Linked DNA regions of Homo sapiens: region 2 is linked to region 1. The links are chromatin loops, found by intact Hi-C in ENCODE. Cell type or tissue: gastrocnemius medialis. All regions are shown on one strand. Each heading gives the region's core, and the rest is flanking DNA. Links, peaks and the distances in the headings are about the cores only. Region 1 overlaps ARSG (arylsulfatase G). Region 2 overlaps ARSG (arylsulfatase G).

The links. A loop is a pair of places that touch in the nucleus more often than their neighbours do. Peaks named below come from ENCODE experiments on the same cell type or tissue, not always from the same donor. Only the 100,000 strongest peaks of a DNase experiment are listed, where the experiment ranks them.
Region 2: a loop joins it to region 1, with 5 times the contacts of the local background. A loop is called at or near these places in 10 of 110 quality-filtered maps.

What each region holds. Positions count from the first base shown.
Region 1 is chr17:68,375,043-68,380,415 of GRCh38, forward strand. The region is part of intron 8 of ARSG (arylsulfatase G); the gene reads left to right. Among named protein-coding and RNA genes, the nearest start is that of MIR635, 47 kb to the right of the region's middle. RefSeq lists an enhancer at 3,176-3,695. In gastrocnemius medialis, for the core only: no CTCF peak of the experiment used is centred there; DNase peaks (open chromatin) are centred at 3,319 and 4,039; H3K4me3 peaks cover 818 bases; H3K27ac peaks cover 3,721 bases.
Region 2 is chr17:68,316,635-68,322,007 of GRCh38, forward strand. All of the region lies in intron 2 of ARSG (arylsulfatase G), which reads left to right. Among named protein-coding and RNA genes, the nearest start is that of ARSG, 28 kb to the left of the region's middle. RefSeq lists a silencer at 1,934-2,228. In gastrocnemius medialis, for the core only: a CTCF peak has its summit at 2,652; DNase peaks (open chromatin) are centred at 1,907, 2,307, 2,937 and 3,914; H3K27ac peaks cover 4,602 bases.

The sequences.
Region 1 (5,373 bases), core at 197-5,196:
CAACAAAGCCCCAGCCGCAAGGAATAATAGTCTAGAATAGTGTTTCTTTGATTTTAATATGCAGACAGTCCCCTGGGGATCTTGCTAACCTACAGTTCTGACCCAAGAGGGCTGGGTTGCTGATGGGAGTTTTGCATTTCTAAGGTTCTCCTAGGTGACGCTGATGTGGTTGGTCCAGGGACCAAACTTTGAGAACCACCAGTCCAGAACATCTACATCTAGACCATGAGTCTAGAATCATCTGAGTGTAGAACTTTCAACTTTAGACCAATGGTTATCAAAGTGTGGTCCCTAACCAGCATCATTAGCACCACCTGAGAAATTGTTAACAGTACAAATTTTAGGGCTTCACCCCGGGCCAAAAGAATCAGAAGCACTCAGGATGGGTCCCAGGAATCTGTGTTTAAACAAGTCCTTTGGGCGATAATGCAGGTTAAAATTTGAGAACTACCTGTCTAGAGCTACACAGTCTGGTATGTCAGGCACTAGCTACATATAGCTATTTAAATTAAAATTAATACAATTTAATTAAAATTCAATTCCTTGGTCACACCAGCCACACTTCCAGGGCTCAGTAGCCATATGTGGCTAGTGGCTACCATATTGGGTAGCAAATAGGCTTCCCTGGGGGTGATTTGTGTTTTGAAGAATGAGTAGGAGACAGCCAGGAATTGGCAGGAGAAGAGGCTCTGGGCGAGGGCAGCAGCCCGGGCAGGGGTGGGAACATCGGGGAGTAGGAGCCGCTCCCTAGAGCTGCCCCTGTGTCTGTGAGTCTGGAGTTTGTGGCGACCAAGGAGAATAGCGAGAGATGGGGCCAGCGTTCAACGATCTTTTCAGTTTGGCTTTTATTTTAAGGAAATGTGGAACCATGGGAAGATTTTAAGAGTGGGAGGGACATTATTTAATGTTAAATATGGAGGTGAAATTTACATCACATAAAATTAACATTTTAAGTTGTTCAGTTAAGTAGCACTTAGCACCTTCCCAATGTTGTGCAACGACCACATCTGTCTAGTTCCAAAACACTTTTATCACCTCAAAAGAAAACCCTATATCCTTTAATTAATTAATTAATTAATATTTTAGAGATACAGTCTTGCTCTGTCCCCCAGGCTGGAGTGCAATGGCGCGATCATAGCTCATTGCAGCCTCAAACTCCTGAGCTCAAGGGATTCCCCCCACCTCATTCTCCTGAGTACCTTGGACTACAGGAGTGTGCCACTGCGCCCCCTGCATTTTTTTTTTTTTTTCTGAGATAGGGTCTTGCTCTGTTGCCCAGGCTGGAGTGCAGTGGCATCATTACAGCTCACTGCAGCCTCAACCTCCTGGATTCAAGCAATCCTCCCACCTCAGCCTCCCAAGTAGCTGGGACCACAGGCATGCACCACCATACCCAACTAATTTTTCTTTACCTTTTAAAATTTTTTTTGTAGAGACGGGGTCTTGCTATGTTGCCCAGGCTGGTCTGAAACTCCTGGGCTCAAGCAATCTTCCCACCTTAGCCTCCCAAAATGTTGGGATTACAGGTGTGAGCCACTGCACCTGTCCTATGCCTAGCTTTTAAAATATATATATTTATTTTATTTAACCCCATATCCTTTAAACAGTTGCTCACCATTTCCCACTCCCCCTCCAGCATACTATTCAATTTTTTTTTAAAAGATCCCTCTTATATCAGGGGAGCTGAGAACAAGGAGAAGGGCAAGTACCAGCCTCATTTCCACTGATCCAAAATGACCAATGAGAGAAGCCAGTGACAAAATCTCCAGGAATATCCCCAAGTTCAAAGAACGCCAAAGTTGGAAAAGACCTCAGTCATCTTTTTTTTTTTTTTTGAGACAAAGTCTTGCTCTGTCGCCCAGGCTGGAGTGCAGAGGTGCGATCTCAGCTCACTGCAAACTCCACCTTCCAGGTTCAAGCGATTCTCCTGCTTCAGCCTCCTGAGTAGCTGGGATTACAGACGTGCACCACCACACCCGCCACCATGTCTGGTATTTTTAGTAGAGACGGGGTTTCACCATGTCGGCCAGGCTGGCCTTGAACTCCTGACCTCCAGTGATCTGCCCTCCTCAGCCTCCCAAAGTGCTGGGATTACAGGCGTGAGCCACCGTGCTTGGCCGACCTCAGCGATCTTTATTCCAACCACCTTATTGGACAAATGAGGAAACTGAGGCCAAGGAGAATGGAAGGCATCCCCGAGGCCAGCCAGCAATGGAGGGGTCCACATCCTCTGACCATCACTGGCTCATTCTCCAAGTCACGTGACTGCTCTCACGCACACCTTGTTATACTCGACTCCTCAGCCACCTGGAAAATCCTATCTTGCTCTTTGAACCTAGCAATTGTCAAGGAAAAGTCTTTAGCCCTTGCAACAGTCTGAATCTTTCTACATCGGTGGGAGGCAGAGAGGGTTTGGAGGCTCAGGCTGGGCTTGAATCTTGACTCAGCTCAGGGCTCAGCATCCTCTTCTCATTAGGTGGGGTTGTGGACCATTCTCCATGGACTGTTGGGAGAATCAGTGGGGGTACTGCCCAGGAGGCTCCCAGCCTTGCACCTGGCCTCTAATGATAACCCCCATTAGACTAAATTTCTTCATTCCTGGCTGAAACAACCTGGCGGAACCCCACCCATAGAAGCATTAGAAGGGGATTGGCAAACACCCTGAAAAAGATTCCCCCACAAAAGGATCAGGCAACTTAAATCGCATACAGATAACTTTAAAAGTGTTCAGGAACTCTTGGGAAACTTTGTTCTGAAGCTGAATTTCAGGCACCTCAAGATAACATTCTTTTTTGGGGCAAGGCCTTCCCAGTAACTCTGATGTGGGATCGGTGGGTGACAGCACTTGAATTCATGATCGGGCTGGGGCTGGATGCCATTGCCCTCTTTTCTTGGGAGTCTGAAAGTGAACTTTGCCTGAAAGGCTGCTGCCTGGGGGTAAATACTTCTTCTTCCTCAGTCTCCAAAGCGGCTTCCTGTCAACTAACTATTCCACAGCCTCCTTCTTCCTCTCTGCCTGGAATGCTGCTGGAGCTCTGGGAAGCCAGGCAGCGCCCTGCTCAGCAGGTGGCCATGTCCTGTGAGTCAAGGGGGCTGGGGTCCCTCTGGTCACCTGCTCCTCTTCACCCAGTTCCCCATCAGTGGGACATCTGCACGGCTCACTGTACAGGGGCCAGACTCAAGAGCAGATGAAAGAGAGAAGGCGGTCAATGTTTTCGCAACGGAGTAGGACAAACAGTACCCGGAGTCGTGCAACTTTCTCCCTGAAGCCAGGCTGCTGCGTCAGGCCACGTGCTGTCTTCCCCTGTTCTCAGGGCCCCCAGGCCCCCCTGCTTGTCTTCCCTTTCCTTTCCTGGCCGAGCCGCCCAGCTCAGCTGATGGGATGAGGCAGCGTCTCCTGGAGTCATCTTTTCACCCCGTGCGTGTGGACTGAGAATGCTCCACTTGGCTTGTGCCCTGCAGGGGTGAGGAGAAACGGAACTGGGGCGGGGGCAGAGCAAAGCAGCCCTGCCTTCTCCCGAAGAAGAAGGGCACGAGTCAGACACCCCTGCTGTCTCTGAGTCCACAGCCTGGTCCAGGAGGCCTGGCTCTCCCAGCAGCCGCCTTCCCTTCTCCATGCCAGATCTGTTTCCTACCCAGGACAGAACCAACACCTTGTTTTTCCCCTAACTGACTGCTCCTCTGTCTGGAAAATCTTTTCTCGTTTTATTTGAAGAGCAGAACTGTTCCTTCCTCCCCCTTGGTGATGAGGAAACATTCTGTTGAATTTGGCATCCAGGCTCCTAGGAGACCTTGGTTGTTTGTAATTTGATGCTATCAGGTTGTTGCATAACCTTTCCCGCTGGGAAGCAGTCTCTGCATCCTGGGCCTTCTGTCCAGTTTGGGGTCGGGGGTGGGGCGGGGAAAAGTCAGAGGTGCTGTGAGGTGACAGAGCAAGGGATAAGGGACTCTGGCTGTTGGCCCTGGCTGGGGACAGGGCCTGCTGATAGGGACCTAGAGGAAGTCAAACTGCGTCTCTTTCTGGGCCTTTGGCCACCAGGCTTGGTGGAATGTCCTCATCCCATACTCAGGGCCACCCCAGGCCAGCCGGAGTCCTGGGTCTGAATAGAGGCCAGGCCGCCCTGTGTTTCTAGAAAACGAGTACACTGTAGGCATCCTTGGCAAGGGGACATACTACACTTAGAAACAAAGCCTGCTTCTTTATTTTATTTTTGTAGAGACAGGGTCTCACTCTGTTGCCCTGGCTGCAGTGCAGTGGTCTGATCATGGCTCACTGCAGCCTTGACCTCCGGGGCTCAAGCAATCCTCCTGCTTCAGCCTCCCTAGTAGCTTAGTAGCTGGGACTGCAGGTGTGTGCCACCATGCCTGGAACACTACAATTTTTTTTTTTTTTTTTTTTTTTTTTTTTACAGAGATGGAGCAGAGGGGTCTTGCTTGTTGCCCAGGCTGGTTTCGAACTCCTGGCTTCAAGTGATCTTCCTTGCATCGGCCTCCCAGAGTGCTGGTGTTACAAGTGCGAGCCACTGCACTGGGCTGAAAGCCTGCTTCTTTAGAAGGTTATTAGAATGTGCACTCCTCAGAACAGGCACTCTACCCAGTCACAAATGCTAATGCCTTTGTGGGCCAGGCAGGTGATATAAAGGAACACATGTTTGTTTTTGTCAGTTATGGGCAGTGTTAGGAATTCAATATGCTGGAGAGAGGACCCTGTCGAATGACATTCAGCATTAGTTAAATGAAAAACACTAGGCATGCCCAACCAAACTGTCGGAGGTTGTGATCTCTGCTATTTTCTCCCTACAGGTAATTTGGTTGGCACTTCTCTGGCAGGCATTATGCAAAAGTACCTTGCTTGAAGCTTTATGTACACTGTCTTATATAACTGTTCCCACAGCCCTGTGAGATACGTACAACTGACCTTTGAGCGACACGGATTTGAACTGCATGGGTCCACGTAATACATGAATTTTCTTCTGCCACTGCCACCCCTGAGACAGCAAGACCAACCTCTCCTCTTCCTCCTCCTCTTCTTCCTTAGCCTACTCAACGTGAAGACAACGAGGATGAAGCCCTTTATGATGATCCACTTCCACTTAATGAATAGAAAATATATTTTGTCTTTCTTCCAATTTTCTTTTTCCTTCCTTCCTTCCTTCTACCTTCCTTCCTCCTTCCTTCCTTCCTTTCTCTCTTTCTTTCTTTCTTTACTCTTTTTTTTTTGGACAGTCTTGCTGTGTTGCCCAGGCTAGAGGGCAGTGATCTAATCAGAGCTCACTGCTGCCTCAACCTCCTGGGCTCAAGCGATCATCCCACCTCAGCCTCCCAAGTAACTTGGACTACCAGCTAGGACTCCCAAGTAGCTGGGACTACCAC
Region 2 (5,373 bases), core at 196-5,195, 58 kb before region 1:
TATGCTTATCTCTGCAATGGGAAAATAATGGCACCTACATCACAGGGCTATGGTGAGGAGGAAATAAGTTAGGTCATATAAGGCAGCAAAAGGGTCCCTGGCATGTATTGGTGCTTGATGGGTGCTAGCTCTTATGATTCCCTATGACACCGGCCCTGCTCCCCTGTTCGTCACAATTCCCTCCTCTGGCTGGAGGGTGAGGCCTGTTTTCTCAGCGTCTGTTCCAAAAGCACCTTGCTCTATCTATTCCCAGACTCTCACCCTTCCCCAGGTTGAGCTGTAGGACTCATCTGGCTTCTTAGAATCTGCTTGTTTCTTCTCATTCCTAGACCAAATCCCCAAGTCAACACCTAAAGGTCTCAGTAACATTTCCCTTTTAGTTTGTGGCCAGCGCACACGATTCGTTTTTTGTTTGTTTTTAACCTGGTTGCAGGAGATGTGATTTGCCCATTTTTGCACAGAAAGGGCACCATCCGTACCACAATTATGATGTCGTTATTTGTTAAAGGAAGAAAGGAATCTGGGGGAAGAAAAGCAGAATCTTTCGGTGACTTCATATTTTGGTATCCCTTTTCAGACTTCTAAACTCTATTTACATGGAGATAAAATAGGGATTATGGCCTAAAATCCCACAGCCTTAAGCCCATTTACAGTAGCCCAGGTCAAAGAGCATTCATGTCACCATATCCCTTTGGGAGAAACTGAGGCCGAGAGAGACGAAGTGTTTTTACTGTTATAATCAGCTCTCTGCCATGTGGGGGTCGATTATGTGGTTTGTGGGTTTGCTAGCTCAAAGATTGACTACATGAAAAATAATGATGAACTGTTTTGTTTTTTTTTTTTTGTATGTGAAAAACCCAAAGCTACTGCAAATCAGCAAACATCTCTTTATCAGAGGGCGTTGTCGTTTAGGGCCCCCAGTGTTGAGAGATTGCTCATGTATGCACCGCAAGGCCCCAAGTCCCCTCGCACATGTCAGTAGGTTAAGCAGCCAACCTATTTTGCCGTTGACCTTGTGGGATGTCATTTTGCCAATGTCCTTTGTAGATCTGAGCTGGGCTGTGCTGTTGAACACTTATCAGTTTAAAAATGATAAGATAGCCAGAAGATAATTGAAATGAAATTTAAATGAAAATGTCAGGGACTTAGTAATCAACTAAAACTTAAAAATGTTAAGCAATTGGCCAGGCGCAGCAGCTCATGCCTGTAATCCCAGCACTTTGGGAGGCCAAGGCCGGTGGATCACCTGAGGTCAGGAGTTCAAGACCAGCCTGGCCAATGTGGTGAAACCCCGTCTCTACTAAAAATACAAAAATTAGCCGGGCGTGGTGGCGGGTGCCTGTAATCCCAGCTACTCGGGAGGCTGAGGCAGGAGAATCTCTTGAACCCGGGAGGTGGAGGTTGCAGTGAGCTGAGATTGTGCCTTTGCACTCCAGACTGGGCGACAAGAGCGAGACTCTGTCTTGGAAAAAAAAAAAAAAATCAAGTAAAACAGGAGATGAAAGCAACTTGCATTACAATAGGGGACAGAGGATGAATTGCTCATGATTTAAAAAAGAGAAGAGGACCAATGCATTCTGTTGGCATCATTTCCAGCTCTTCATGCAGTCTGAAATTAGTTAAGATAACTCTGAGAGCTCGGTGAATAACCCTGATGATACAACACTAGTTTGGTTCTTGCTGGCAGCACATCTCAGACCCAGGGAAAGCCAGTGCTGGTTTCACCTGTGATAAACAAGTGACATTATTTCTTGAAAATTCTCAGGCTGGGAAGTGCCTTGCATATGACTCCTGGCTGGGTGGCTGGATTCAGGCAATGGCCTAGGATTTCTGAATGGGGATTTGAGCTCCTGGGCAGTAATGACTCACAGGTCTCTTGGGAGAGAGACAGAGAATGCCCAGTGATCGTGAGAGAGAGGTGGCCACAGGCAGCGAAGCCCAGATACTTCCCATTTGCTTGAACTGTCTGCCAGGCTGACTCAGAGGTGCAGGTGACAGCACACTGTAATCATGTTTACTTATGTACGTTGATTTGCAATATGTTAACTTTGCGCCTTGATCTCATTTCTTCTCTGCTTTCCCCCTTCTCTACCCCTGGTTTAATTTTGAGTCAAGTCAATGCTGCTGCTGCTAGGAGTTACGGGCAGTGGCTTAGCTCGGAATCAAAGATCAATATTTGCCACAGGAAGGTCAGGGGCTCCCAGGGACTTGAGGCTGTTTCTAAAACGGGCCTCAGTGAGCAATGAATTGAGCTGTCAATTTAGTTGAACACTTGGCTTGATTTGTGTTCTCAGAATTGGCTTTTTGCAAGAGTTCATGCACCCTGTTACCTCTCAGACCTCTTTTTCTCAGCCACCCTGCTGCCTTGGGGATTTGGCAGTAACCTAATGGAAGATGCGAACCAGGTTGGCAGTCACACTGCAGGGGATTGTGATGAGGTCTTGATATCTGGTGGACAGTATGGGGACGAGGGCAGAAAGGACAGTCTAAACAAGACCAATATTAGGGAGAGCAGGCCGCTTCCTCTTTCATGTAATTCCTTTTCAGCTGTATTCCTAACCCTGACAGTAACTCAGATTCAGGGTTGGGAGGACCCTCACTGGAGAGAAATCCTCTTGTCCTCTGACCTTCACCATTATCCCCTAGAGGCCAGCTTTGGGAGGTCCCATCCTGACTTCTCTTTGTAAGCTCTCGGCATGGTGGGACAGGCGACTTTATGTTTTTGCACTTGAGTAAATAGGTCAAATAGAATCAAAATCATGTCATGCCCACCTTTCAACTGGGGCCAGGTAAGTGCTGAACAAAAGGGACTTCAGGTTTTTACCTCATGGCTCTGTTTGATAGATGGGGACAGGCAGGAACACAATGACCTAGATGGTAGCCAATCTTAGAGAAAAGAAAAGGAACTGAAATATTAACCAGTGGGGCCTTGGTGCCAGCCTGCTTAACCAACTGCAAGCTCAAAGTAGCCTGTCCAATTGCTATTAATAGTTCCTCTTTTAAGCCTCCCAAATACAGTCATTCAACAGTGAATCTCTACGAAGAGGAGGACGTGAGACAACTGCTGGGAGACCCTAGCCAGCTCTGCCCTTAAGGGACCGATGGCCTGATGGCAAATAAAGACAAGAAAACCAGCCTTTAGAATGCAGGAGGGTAGTGTGCTGTGAGAGTGGAGACTCCTGCCATATCTCCTACTCCTTTTGCTTTTATAACCTGAGGTAGATGTATCTGAATTGACAGCTTAGGGGATAGAACTAGCATATCACTTATAGATTGGTCTCAGTCAAGAAAGAGAAAGGCCCCTTGCTGGGCTTCTCACCTTTTAGGTGATAAAGCTTGCAGTGAGGAATCCTGTTAAAGATAGTGCCGTGGCTGGGTGCGGTGGCTGACGCCTGTAATCCAAACACTTTGGGAGGCCAAGGTGGGCAGACTACCTGAGCCCAGGAGTTCGAGACCAGCCTGGGCAACACGGTGAAATCCCATCTCTACTAAAATGCAAAAGAAATTAGTCGGGCGTGATGGCGTGCGCCTGTAGTCCTAGCTACTCAGGAGGCTGAGACAGGCGAATCGCTTAGAACCTGGGAGTTGGAGGTTGCAGTGAGCCGAGATCGTGCCACTGCACTCTGGCCTAGGTGACAGAGCAAGACTCCGTCTTAAAAAAAAAAAAAAGATAGTGCCGTGGGGCTACAGGAAGAGAAAAGTCATTTCTCTAGAGCAAAGTCAAGAGGTCATGAGTAAAGATTATCTGTTAAGACTTGAATGCTGAGACTTAAAATGAAGGGAGAGGAGAGTGTTGTAGGCAGAAGGGAAGGCAAGAGAAAAGACCCAGACCTGATTCCTAGGATCTCCCTCGGGGCACTGTCCCAGGTGCTGGGAACACAGCTGTGATCCAGACAACCAAAAGCCCTCACTCTCCGGGGGGTGTTGCATTCTAGCAGTTGAGTATGGCAGGGCTGGGAGTGTGAGACTGGATGGAGGGACTGGGCATCTGGTACAGTGTGTCATATACATGTTTACAGGATTGGACATGATCCTGCAAGCTGTGGGGATCCTGAATGACTGAAGTCATCCACCTACATTTGAGAATTTGAGATGGGATTTTCCAGCTTACCAGGATGGCCCACCTGGGTGGCTGGAAGGGCGGGGGTCACGTTGCAGTGATCTCCAGGATGGCTTGACTCAGAATTGTGGCAATGGAGAGAGATGTCAGATTCAGGAGGCTTATAGATGCCTATGTGTATGTCGCATTGTCGTATACCTTGTGTGTGTGCTTCCTTGAATGTGAATGTGCATATATATATGAGACTGTGAAAAGGAAAGGAGAAATTTGCCAAGGACCATAACCAAGCTCAGCTGCCAGGAATCCTTTCTGGAAAAGAACAAGAGGCTGGATGTGGTGACGTGCGGTGGCTACTTAGGAGGCCACCCAGGAGGCTGAGACAGGAGGATCGCTTGAGCCCAGGAATTTGAGGCTGCAGTGCACTATCCTTGCTCCTGTAAATAGTCACTGCACTCCAGCCTGGACAACATAGCAAGACCCCATCTCAAAAAAAGGAGAAAGAAACAAAAAGAAAAAGAGTATAAATGGATTAATGAATGAATGAGTAGACGAAAGGCACCAAGTTCACTATTTGCTGCCACATTTGCTTGTAGCTTACAAAGGGCCTGCGTATCCATGATCTCAATGATCTCACTTGACAACCTTCTGAGGAATAAGTCAGCTGTGTTCCCATTTAACAGAAGGCAATGTGGAGGCTGGGCTGAGCTGGTTCTCTGAGTTTTATTTCAGCTACTTTCCAGTTCCCATCTCCCAACCCTGTCCCTTTACACACAAAGGCCGCAGCAAAAGATTTTAAAAACCTATTTTCACGTCCATGCCTTTAAATTATGAATGGAACAAGGACAGTTTTTATTCCAGTCAGAGTTGCCACAGAACACCCCATCATCTATTTTAAATTCCTTGTAAATGAAGGCTGGACACGCTTAACTTTGCAACGTTATGTCTCTCCGGGGCTTTTGTGGCAGCCTTTCCAGTGCTAGCCTTCCCTGATTCTAATACACATAATTTATGCAATGGCAAGTTGCTTTGGTTTCTGTCTGGCTGTGTCTTAATTTGCGTTGATTTTCTTGTTAACAGGCTGCTGTAATGTCTGGCTCTGTATTTCCAGCTTTGCTTTACAATGTATTTTCAGACTTTAATTAGGACCCCTGATGATGAACTGGCCTGAGCCTGCCCAGATAGACTTGGGAGGAAAGAAAGCTTTCCAAATAACAAGGTCATTTTATTGCTTATTAATTAGTCCAACTAAATGGAGACAGTGGCCAGGAGGGGGAAAAAAGGTGACGTGCAGGCCAGTTCATAAAGCTGCATTT